Regions from separate parts of the Homo sapiens genome. Here region 1 is linked to region 2. A link is an interaction called in ENCODE POLR2A ChIA-PET data of the cell type or tissue named here. Cell type or tissue: Panc1. All regions are shown on one strand. Each heading gives the region's core, and the rest is flanking DNA. Links, peaks and the distances in the headings are about the cores only. Region 1 overlaps LDB3 (LIM domain binding 3). Region 2 overlaps BMPR1A (bone morphogenetic protein receptor type 1A).

What was found. ChIA-PET counts read pairs that join two places held together with the same protein. Peaks named below come from ENCODE experiments on the same cell type or tissue, not always from the same donor. Only the 100,000 strongest peaks of a DNase experiment are listed, where the experiment ranks them.
Region 1: POLR2A ChIA-PET joins it to region 2 with 6 read pairs; 6 of 35 experiments call an interaction of 5 or more read pairs at or near these places.

What each region holds. Positions count from the first base shown.
Region 1 is chr10:86,719,836-86,725,216 of GRCh38, reverse strand. All of the region lies in intron 12 of LDB3 (LIM domain binding 3), which reads right to left. Among named protein-coding and RNA genes, the nearest start is that of BMPR1A, 34 kb to the left of the region's middle. In Panc1, for the core only: no CTCF peak of the experiment used is centred there; no DNase peak of the experiment used is centred there.
Region 2 is chr10:86,848,635-86,854,015 of GRCh38, reverse strand. All of the region lies in intron 2 of BMPR1A (bone morphogenetic protein receptor type 1A), which reads right to left. Among named protein-coding and RNA genes, the nearest start is that of BMPR1A, 95 kb to the right of the region's middle. RefSeq lists a silencer at 4,447-4,496. In Panc1, for the core only: no CTCF peak of the experiment used is centred there; a DNase peak (open chromatin) is centred at 2,516.

The sequences.
Region 1 (5,381 bases), core at 204-5,203, 130 kb after region 2:
GGGCTACAGTTCTACCACACTGACTGTAGAACATCTCTAGATTATTCTAGAAAAGCTCCATCCCGTTTACAAAGCCTTCATCCCTCCTGAGAAGTGTACGCATTCCTCCATAACTCTTCCACAGTTGGCTTTTTCTTAAGTGATTTCCTGTTCTTCTTGTGGATAGTATGTCCATTCATTGTCTTAGACCACGTCTTACTGAGTGCCAGTGTGCCATGGGGGTTACAAAATTGGACTCTGAATAAAGGAAGAGCTGGGTTCAAATCCCAACTCTATTAAGAAATGTTCAAACCTGGGGCAAGTGGCGTAACTTCTCAAGGCCTCAACCTTCTCATCTATATAATGGGAATAATTATTGTACCGAACTCATGGGGTTTTGAGTGGATTAAATAAGATAATGTAAGTGAAGTATTTGGCACAAACACTCAAAAATGTTGGCTCTTATTTTGAAAGTCTTCATAACTGATGCAAAGAGGGAAAGGAACAATGATTTGAGTGCCATTATGCCTCCTGTTTAATCCTCATGACATCTCTGTGAAGAGATAATATTCCCTATTTATTTATCTATTTATTTTATTTATTTATTTATTTATTTTTTATTTTTATTTTTTTTTGCGACGGAGTCTCACTCTGTCACCAGGATGGAGTGCAGTGGCATGATGTCGGCTCACTGCAACCTCCGCCTCCTGGGTTCAAGCAATTCTCCTGCCTCAGCCTCCCAAGTAGCTGGGAGGGCAGGCACGCGCCACCACACCCAGCTATATTTTTTTATTTTTAGTAGAGATGGGGCTTCACCATGTTGGCCAGGATGGTCTCGATCTCTTGACCCTGTGATCCACCTGCCTCTGCCTCCCAAAGTTCTGGGATTACAGGCGTGAGCCACCGCGCCCAGCCTATTTATTTTTTGAGGTGGACTCTCACTCTGTCACCCAGGTGGAGTGCAGTGGCACAATCTCAGCTCACTGCAACCTCTGCCTCCCAGGGTTCAAGCAGTTCTCCCACCTCAGCCTCCCAAGTAGCTGGGATTGCAGGCATGTGCCACCACGCCTGGCTAATTTTTGTATTTTCAGTAGAGACGGGGTTTCACCATTTTGGCCAGGCTGGTCTTGAACTCCTGACCTCAAGTGATCCACCTGCCTCGGCCTCCCAAAGTGCTGGGATTACAGGCATGAGCCACCGCGCCCAGCCTAGTATTCCAATTTTAAAGGGGAGGAAACTGACTGGAGAGGTTCCATCACAGAAGTCATAAGGAGTAGCCCCAGTCCTGATGGACTCCAATGTTCATCCTCCTTCTATGGCTTTACGCTGTCTCCAGCTCCTTATCAGCATGGCATTGAGCTTTGATCAGTTACACTTATCTCTTGCATGTGTTTTCCAATATATAGCTTCCCCTTTTGTGCTTAATTGTAGCTTGTCATGCAAATGCTCTTATGTATCCCAGTCCATCAATCTTCTCTGATGGAACACTTAATTTCTTTAGTAGGCAGAAATGCATTGCCTTGCCAGAGCTAAGAAAACATCGTTCTGCTTCCTTTAGAAAGTTACCGCCCAGGTTGCAGTTCACTCTGTGCTCTGCAAGAACTTACTACTATCTGGTATGGGCTGACCCGTCTCCACCTGAGGACAAGCCCTGCACCCACTTACGACTTCTTTCTCATCACTCCCAGGTGGTCTCATGGTGCCCTGGACTTTCTCTTACACCTCCATGCCTCTGTGCAAACCAGGCCCTGGGCTTGAAAAACCATCCCCACTTTCTGTACCTGAGAGAATCTCTGCAATCCTTTGTGCTAGGCTGTCCTTCAGGGAAGTCTTCATGCCCTACATACCCCAACCAAGAGTGATGAGATGGCCTTGCTGAAGGCTTTCCCTGGCCTTCCCTCCTCCATTTATCCATGCATCCTATCCATTCATCCATCATCTCCTTTTTTTTTTTTTTTTTTTTTTTTTTAGATTGAGTCTTGCTCTGTCACACAGGATGGAGTGCAATGATGTGGTCACAGTTCACTGCAACCTCAACTTCCTGGGCTCAAACCATCCTCCCACCTCAGGCTCCTGAGCAGCTGGGACCACAGGTGTGCACCACCACGGTCGGCTACTTTAATTTTTTTTTGTTTTAGAGATGGGGTCTCCCTATATTGTCCAAGCTGTTCTTGAACTCCTGGGCTCAAGGGGTCCTCCTGCCTTGGCCTCCTAAAGTACTATGATTACAGGCGTGAGCCACCAAGCTGGGCTGTGTTCCATATTTAAATAAATATAAAAATTAAATTAAATGGTTCAAACAACCTAATTAAATAGTGATTCCTTCTCTTACTGGCTTTTCACAGATTAAGCTATTAAAGTGGCTTGAATTGGCCAGGTGCGGTGGCTCACGCCTGTAATCCCAGCACTTTGGGAGGTCGAGGCAGGTAGATCACGAGGTCAGGAGTTCAAGACCAGCCTGGCCAAGATGGTGAAATCCCCCATCTCTACTAATAATATAAAAATTAGCCAGGCGTGTTGGTGGGAGCCTGTAATCCCAGCTACTTGGGAGGCTGAGACAGAGAATTGCTTGAACCCAGAAGGCGGAGGTTGCAGTGAGTCAAGATAGCATGCCACTGTACTCCAGCCTGGGTGACAGAGCAAGACTCTGTCTCAAAAAAAAAAAAAAAAAAAAAAAAGGCCAGGCACGGTGGCTCACGCCTGTAATCCCAGCACTTTGGGAGGCCAAGGTGGGCGGATCACGAGATCAGGAGATCGAGACCATCCTGGCTAACATGGTGAAACCCTGTCTCTACCAAAAATACAAAAAATTAGCTGGGTGCAGTGGTGGGAGCCTGTAGTCCCAGCTACTTGGGAGGCTGAGGCAGGAGAATTGCATGAACCCCAGAGGCGGAGCTTGCAGTGAGCCAAGATCGCGCCACTGCACTCCAGCCTGGGCAACAGAGCGAGACTCCGTCTCAAAAACAAAACAAAACAAAACAAAGGCTTGAATTTACCTCTGGAATGCCTTGTCTTGCCCACTGATTCATTTTTCTGTTTTAAATTTGATTCCATATGATTTGGAGAATTATCGCTTTGTTTTAAAATTTGGTAGCATGGGTCTGATACTAACACATTTTTGTTTAAGTTGGTATTTTTCTTCACAACTTCTGCAAAAGTTATTTCTGCAAAAGGAGAACATTGCTGGTACCGAACAAAGTCTGTGCATGGGCCTTTTCCACAAGGAGTATAATCTAGCTCCTCATATATTTATTCCTTCCTTTATTTCTCCCTTTAAGTCTTTCTAATTTTCTTTGACTCTCTCTTGTCCCAAGCTGAATTACTACCCTCACATTTAATGGATTTTATTGCTATTGTAAAAGGATTTCTGTCCATCAAATTGCAGGTGCTCTGTGTTGAAAAGGGGCTTGGTACTTTTCTAGAGCAATGGTTCCCAAACATCAGAAGCACATGGAGGGTTTGTTGAAACACAGCGTGCCAGGCTCCCCTCCAGAGTTTCTGATTCACCAGATCTGGGGTGGGGCCTGAAGATCTGCATTTCTAACAAGTTCTCAGGTGATGTTGCTGCTGGTGTTGGGACCACACTTTGAGAAACACTTCTGATTCCCACACCTAACTGAAACACCTGGGTAGGGTGGGGCACCCTACGAAATGCTGCTTCTGTGGGTCTGAGGTAGGTCTGAAACAATCTATTTTCTCTCTAGTTTGTTAAGTTCCCTAGGTGACCATGATGCCAGGTTTGGGAACTGCTCGGGTGCAGGTTCATCTGTGAAGGGCTGACCCACCTATCTCTCTTCTTTATATGCAGATGTCAGCTTATCTTTGCAGCCAGCTGAAGCATTTTTCAGCCTAGACCCTATCATTCTGGCTCAATCTGCAGATTTGACAGGACTCCCTTCTGTGTCTTCTTCCAAATTGTTGATTAAAATGACGAGACGTAAAAATGAAGTTTCACCTCATACCCGTTAGGATAGCTACTATTTTTTAAAAAACAGAAAATAACAAGTGTTTGCAAGGCTGCGGAGAAATTGGAACCTTTATTCTCTGTTAATGGGTTTGTAACACAGTGCAGCCGTTATGGAAAACAGTATGAGGTTCCTTACAAAATCAAAAATAGAACAGAATCAAAAATAGGCACGGTGGCTCATGCCTGTAATCCCAGCACTTCAGGAGGCCAAGGCAGGAGGATTGCTTGAGCCCTGGATTTCAAGACCAGCCTGGGCAACATAGCAAGACCTCATCTCTACAAAAAATGATGAAAATTAGCTAGGCATGGTAGCGGATGTCTAAAGTTCCATCTACAGGCTGAGGTGGGAGGATCAACTGGGTCTCTCCAGTTACCTAGGTCTGAAGGTAAATCTGCTTCCTCACTGTCTTCTCTTAACACTAGACCGTCTTCTTCCTGGATCTTCTTACTCAAAACATCATTTTTGAGAATCTTTTCGGGGGAGTTGCTATGATGAGGGGCAGCAGTGATAATGGAAATCTATCATTCTTTCAAAAGCCTCAGACACAAATTGCGGCTTATCTCAAATAATAGAAGTTATAATGCTTTTAGTAGAAGAATAACAGCAAGTTGTATAAGCATAACAGCTCTTTCTTTAACTACCGATCAATATCATATGCTCATGAGAAAGGAAAGGTCTGGTATTATCTTCTCCCTTTTACAGATATAGAAACTGAGGCACAGAGTAAGTGACTTGTTTCAGGTCATTCAGTTAACTTCAGAGCTGGGAAGGGCATTCACTAGTACAAGAACCCAAGACGTTTCTTTTCTTTCTTTCTTTTTTTTTTCAGATGGAGTCTTACTGTGTTGCCCAGGCTGGAGTGCAACGGCAGTATCTCAGCTCACTGCAACCTCTGCCTCCCGGGTTCAAGCGATTCTTCAACCTCAGCCTCCCGAGTAGCTGGGATTACAGACGCCCGCCATCATGCTCGGCTAATTTTCGTATTTTTGTAGAGATGGGGTTTCACCATTTTGGCCAGGCTGGTCTTGAACTCCTGACCTCAGGTGATTCGCCTGCCTTGGCCTCTCAAAGTGCTGGGATTACAGGCGTGAGCCACCGCGCCCAGCCAAAACGTTTATTTTCTAATTTACAGTCAGGGGAAAGAAGTTTTATTTTGTTTTGCTTTTTCCCTTGAGGAACTGAATGTTTTCTCCTTTCTGATTTTAAAGTAAACTAACTTACTGTGTTTCTCTTTTTGCCCTCAAATTTGCTACCCAGTTAGTCCCTGCAGCTCTGTTATTCTTCATAATCAGCATGCCTGCTTTTCCCGCCTCTGATTTTCTGGTTCTACTGTCTTAGCCTTCATGTCTGTGTTACCTTTTCTGGAACCTGCTTCAAATCCTTTCTGAAGGGGGAAGCCTCTGAATAAATGAGTGACTGACTTCCACCTATCTA
Region 2 (5,381 bases), core at 208-5,207:
GCCCTAGTCTCCCATAGCGCTCCCAGGCTTATTAGGACAAGGAAATTCCCGCCTAATAAATTTTGGTCAGACTGGTTGCTCTCAAACCCTGTCTCCTGATAAGATGTTATCAATGACAATGGTGCCCGAAACTTCATTAGCAATTTTAATTTCGCCCCGTCCTGTGGTCCTGTGATCTCGCCCTGCCTCCATTTGCCTTGTGATATTCTATTACCTTGTGAAGCACGTGATCTCTGTGACCCACACCTATTTGCACACTCCCTCCCCTTTTGAAAATCACTAATAAAAAATTGCTGGTTTCACGGCTTGTGGGGCATCACGGAATCTACCGACATGTGATGTCTCCCCCGGACGCCCAGCTTTAAAATTTCTCTCTTTTGTACTCTGTCCCTTTATTTCTCTAACCAGCCAACACTTACGGAAAATAGAAAAGAACCTACATGACTATCGGGGCAGGTTCCCCAATAAGGAAGGATAATGAAGAGATAATTGTTAAATTTTCAGTAGTTTCTTTAGTCATTGTGCCTTTTGGTTTACAGTGCCATCTCCACAGTTGGCATTACTATTTTACAGATAAGTTGAAATTTGCCCCTAGTAAATTTTCATAAATGTGCAGTATTTTTTCTAATGTAAAAATAGCCTAAAATGGTGGGACAAAGTTTTCACTAATTCTTCATATAATAAATGAAGTCTCTGAAGAGGCCTGTTTTTTTTTTTCTTAGAAAAAAAGATCATCTGGGCCAAAGGCTTATCTCTGAATATATGAAAGTGGGTGGTTCTTTTAATTACAAATCCAATTTCTCTAACAGTTACAGAAATATCCAGGTTTTCTATTTACTCTGTGTCAATTTTCATTGTTATAATTTTCTAGAAAATTGACGTTTAAATTGTAAAATTTATTGGTATAAAGTGATTCAAGATATTTTATTTTTAAGACTTTCTTCTGTATCTTCCTTTTATATCCTCAGTATTATTTGTACTTTATATTTTTTCTTGATCAATCTTTCAAATAGTTTATTAGCCTTTCATAAAAAACAACTTTCAGCTCTGTTAATCCTCTTCAATGTATCTTTTTTTAAAAAATTCATCATTTCAAGCCCCAATTCTATCACATTTATTAGCTAGAGGCTTGGATAAGTTTCTCTCTGTGCCTAAGTTTCCTCTTGTGTAAAGTGCACATAATAACAATACCCTCCTCATATGGCTTTGTGAAGATTAAATGAGATAACCTTTGTAAAGAACATGGAACGGTGCTTGGAATAGAGTAAGAACTCTAGAATTGTTAGCTTTTATCTGTATTCTCTATTTTACTTCACTTGAATTTACTGCCATGCTCTTTCCCTAACTTAGATTAGCTTATTAGTATTAAAATCTTCTTTTCAAATATGAATATTTAAGGCTTCAGGGTTTCACACACGTTTTAATATGTCCTAAGTTTCTTTTTCTTTGAAATAAGGTCTTGCGCTCTGTAGTCCAGGCTAGAGTGTAATGGTGTTATCATGGCTCACTGCAGACTCAACTTTGCAGGCTCAAGTAATCCTCCCATCTCAGCTTTCTGAGTAGGGGCTACAGGGGGACACCACTGTGCCGGGCTAATTTTTATTTTTTTTTGTAGACGCAGGGTCTCACTATTTTGCTCAGGCTGTTATTTTCTCTATTGTTTTGTTCTAGGTGTTCACTAAATTGATTATTTTATATTTAATCTGTGGGATTTACAGAAGTGTGTTTTTAAATTTCCCAATGTGTACAGTTTGTTATTCACTTCCTACATGCTTTCTCGCCAGAAAACATGGTTGATTTTATTTGAAATGTATAAGAACTTGCTGTATAGCCTAGTAAATGGTCACTTTCATAAAACACTCCACGTGTGCTTGAAAGAACTTTTTTTTTTTTTTAACAGTTGTGAGGGGTATTTCAGACTTTTCTTTTTTAAAGGCAAGGTCTTGCTCTGTTGCCCAGGCTGGACTGCAGTGATGTGATCACTGCTCACTGCAGCTTCCAGCTCCTGGGCTCAAGCCATCCTCCTGCCTCAGCTTGTCCAGTACAGGCATCTGTCACCATGCCTAGCTCGGACTAACTTCTAAAACCAAATGACCTTGCCATTCTCTCTGCTTAAAAACCTAAAAAATATCCTCATTTCATACGATAAAATTAGTAACGCAAGACTTTTTGTCATCTGACAACTGCTGAGACCTCTACTACTCTCCTCCCCTCTCCTCCATACCCTTACGATGCTCCAACTCTACCAAAGTCAGTGCAGCCGCTCTCCCTTCACAGGCACTCCTTCCAGGCTTCCATTACTCTGCACAGCTTTTGTGTCTTCGTTGTTCTTTGCCAGAGTAACTACAATGTTCTCTTCAGGACTTGATCTGCGAGTTCCCTTGTGTATGCAATCCTCAATCCCAACTCATTAGGCTGCTTGAGGAGTCCCGTTCAACTTCCAGTACACCCCGCACACATCACAGCTGCTTTGCAGATCTTGAGCAATGTTCACTCAAAAATGACTTAATGATGACTTGGTTATGTGCCATGTAGTGACTATCCAACGGTAAATAAAAGAGACATGATTCCTCCTCTTATAAAGCTTAGTCAGCTGATTTTTTTACTTATCTTGCAGCAATGTAATTGCCACTGTCTAGCACATTTCTAAACAAAGGAATAAAAATGTTCAATAAATAAATTTAAGAAATAAAAAATAGTAATAACTTGCTAAGGGCAATATATTTGGGGAATTAAACCAACCATAAAACCATAAAATGCACTCTAACAGTTCTTTGTAAGTATAATGGCATCTAAAAATATATCTCTAGATCTTACAGTAACGGCCAGTTACTACTGACAGTGCTAGCTCAAGAACTTCGTTCCCAAAATCACCATCCTTTTGTGATTTCTAGACATCAGAGAACAGAAATTTAGACTCACATCATAAAATGGAGGACCTGAATATACTTAAAACCTCTTCTTTCCAAAATATTTCTGGTTTATTTCATATTTTGAATTAGCTTAAAACTTTCAACTATCATGAATAGTTCAGCGCTAAGTTTACCGGTTTTTTATATTATGACATAAGAAATCTAATAATATAAAGCTGTATTCATAATTCTTTCTCATATTGGTACTGAACAATGCACCTACTTTATGTAAAAACAGGCTTATATTTCCTGAACATATAAGGGCTGTCTTTAAAAATTATCACCTCAAAAAGGAGAACTTTAGGCCAGGTGTGGTGGCTCATGCCTGTAATCCATCTCAGCACTTTAGGAGGCTGAGGCAGGAGGATCACTTGAGCCCAGGAGTTCAAGGCTGTGGTGAGTCATGATCATGCCACTGCACTCCAGCCTGGGCAACAGAGCAAGACCCTGTCTCAAAACAACAACAACAACAACAAAACTTTGAGCTAAATTAAAGGACTAGTTCTAAAGACTAGGAAATGTTAAAATGGGTTTAAGTAGCCAATCTAGTGAATTACACCCTCACTGGGCAGAGCTGGCTAGCTTGCAAGCTGGCTAGAAATGCAGAATCCCAGACCGTGCTGAATTAGAATCTTCTAACAAGACCCCCAGGTGACATGCGCGTACACTAAATTTGAAAAGCAGTAGATAAGACCACCTTTATTTAGCTGCTTAGTCTACCCTGTTTAATTTAAGCATCCTGGAAATATTCACTTATTGAGCAATGAACTGTTTTTTTTTTTTTGAAATGGAGTCCGCTCTGTCACCCAGGCTGGAGTGCGGTGGCGCTATCTCAGCTCACTGCAACCTCCGCTTCCCAGGTTCAAGCCATTCTCCTGCCTCAGCCTCCCAAGGAGCTGGAATTACTGGCATGCACCACCATGCCTGGCTAATTTTTGTATTTTTAGTAGAGATGGGGTTTCACCATATTGGCCAGGCTGGTCTCAAACTCCTGACCTCAAGTGATCCACCCACCTCGGCCTTCCAAAGTGCTGGGATTACAGGCATGAGCCACTGCACCCGGCCTGAGTAGTGAATTTTTTTTAACTTCCACTCCCCTACTCTCCCCACCCCAAAAGAGAGCAAGATGCTTTCTGGATGCTTCGTAGTATTTACTTACTCACCCAAAATATATTTATTGTTCATACACTGTGTTAGCTGCCATAAACTGTTACTTTTTAAATGGCACAGGTAAACGCTAATAAAATTCAGATGAGGAAAGGAAAGTTAAACTAATATTTACTGAGTGTCTACTATGAGGATGTGATACCTAGGAACAACATTCCCTGGTGTCTATTATTTGCCAGGCATTGTTCTAGATACTGCTCAAAATAACTTTCTGCAATCATGAAAGTCTCTATGTTACTCAATAAAGTAGCCACTAACCATATGTGGCTACTCAGTAGTCAAAATACAAGTGGCTAATGACAACCATATCGGAGAGTGTAGTTCTAGAAGCTTATACTTACTACCTATTTGATTCACTGACCAATCCTGACAAGCCAGTGTAAATGTGGATCTAAGGCACAGAAGTTACTGGTAGACTATCGAAAATGGAATGACTAGTAACAGAGCACAGAAGCTGCAGTTCAAATCCAAAGACATGGGAAGAGAAGATTAATTCTAGGCAATGGGATCAGATAAGCCTTCATCAAAGTGTTGGCATCTAAGCTCACACTTGAATAATGGACAGATTTCAACATACTAGGATGTGAGAGAGGCATTCCAGACTGGGAAATCCAGAGGCAAAAGCACAAAGTCAGAAAAGCATGGTAAAGATAAGGAATAGAGTGAGATCAGTAAGACTGAAAAACAGCATTACTATATAGTTTTATATTTGGTTTATCTTACCAATTACGATTTTTCCTAAAGAACAAAGGAATAAAGAATGATTAAGTGTAGGCAGGAATTAATTCATAAGATTCTCAAATGCTAGTGTAAAGTAGCCTGAACTTTACTCAGCAGACAAGGAGAAATCACTGGAGGTTTCAGAGCAAAGAAGTGAGTGCACCATGGTTTAGAAAAATCACTCTTGAAGCATTACATGGGATGAAAGGGACAGGGTGAGGTAGATAAGCCAAAGGGTAATTACAGTAGTTCACACAAGAAGTAACCATCCCAACCAAGAGGCAATGAGAATAGGGAAGTGGAAGAAAACTATTATAGAGGGGGGGCTGATAAAATTTAGCAACTTCTAGATCTGATAGAAAGCAGAGATGCAGTTGTCATAGGTGGTTCCCAGATTTAAATCCTGGGTTGCTGGAAAAATTACAGACCATCAGGAGACAGAGGTGCAAGAAGCTTTTGAAAATATACAAGCAGCTCTAACTAAGGCTGGGAGAATAAACAAATGTGTTCCTACTGCTCCTAAATCCTCAGAAACAACAGAAAAATGTTTAAAAATAGAAGAATATTATGTGTAACCGAGAT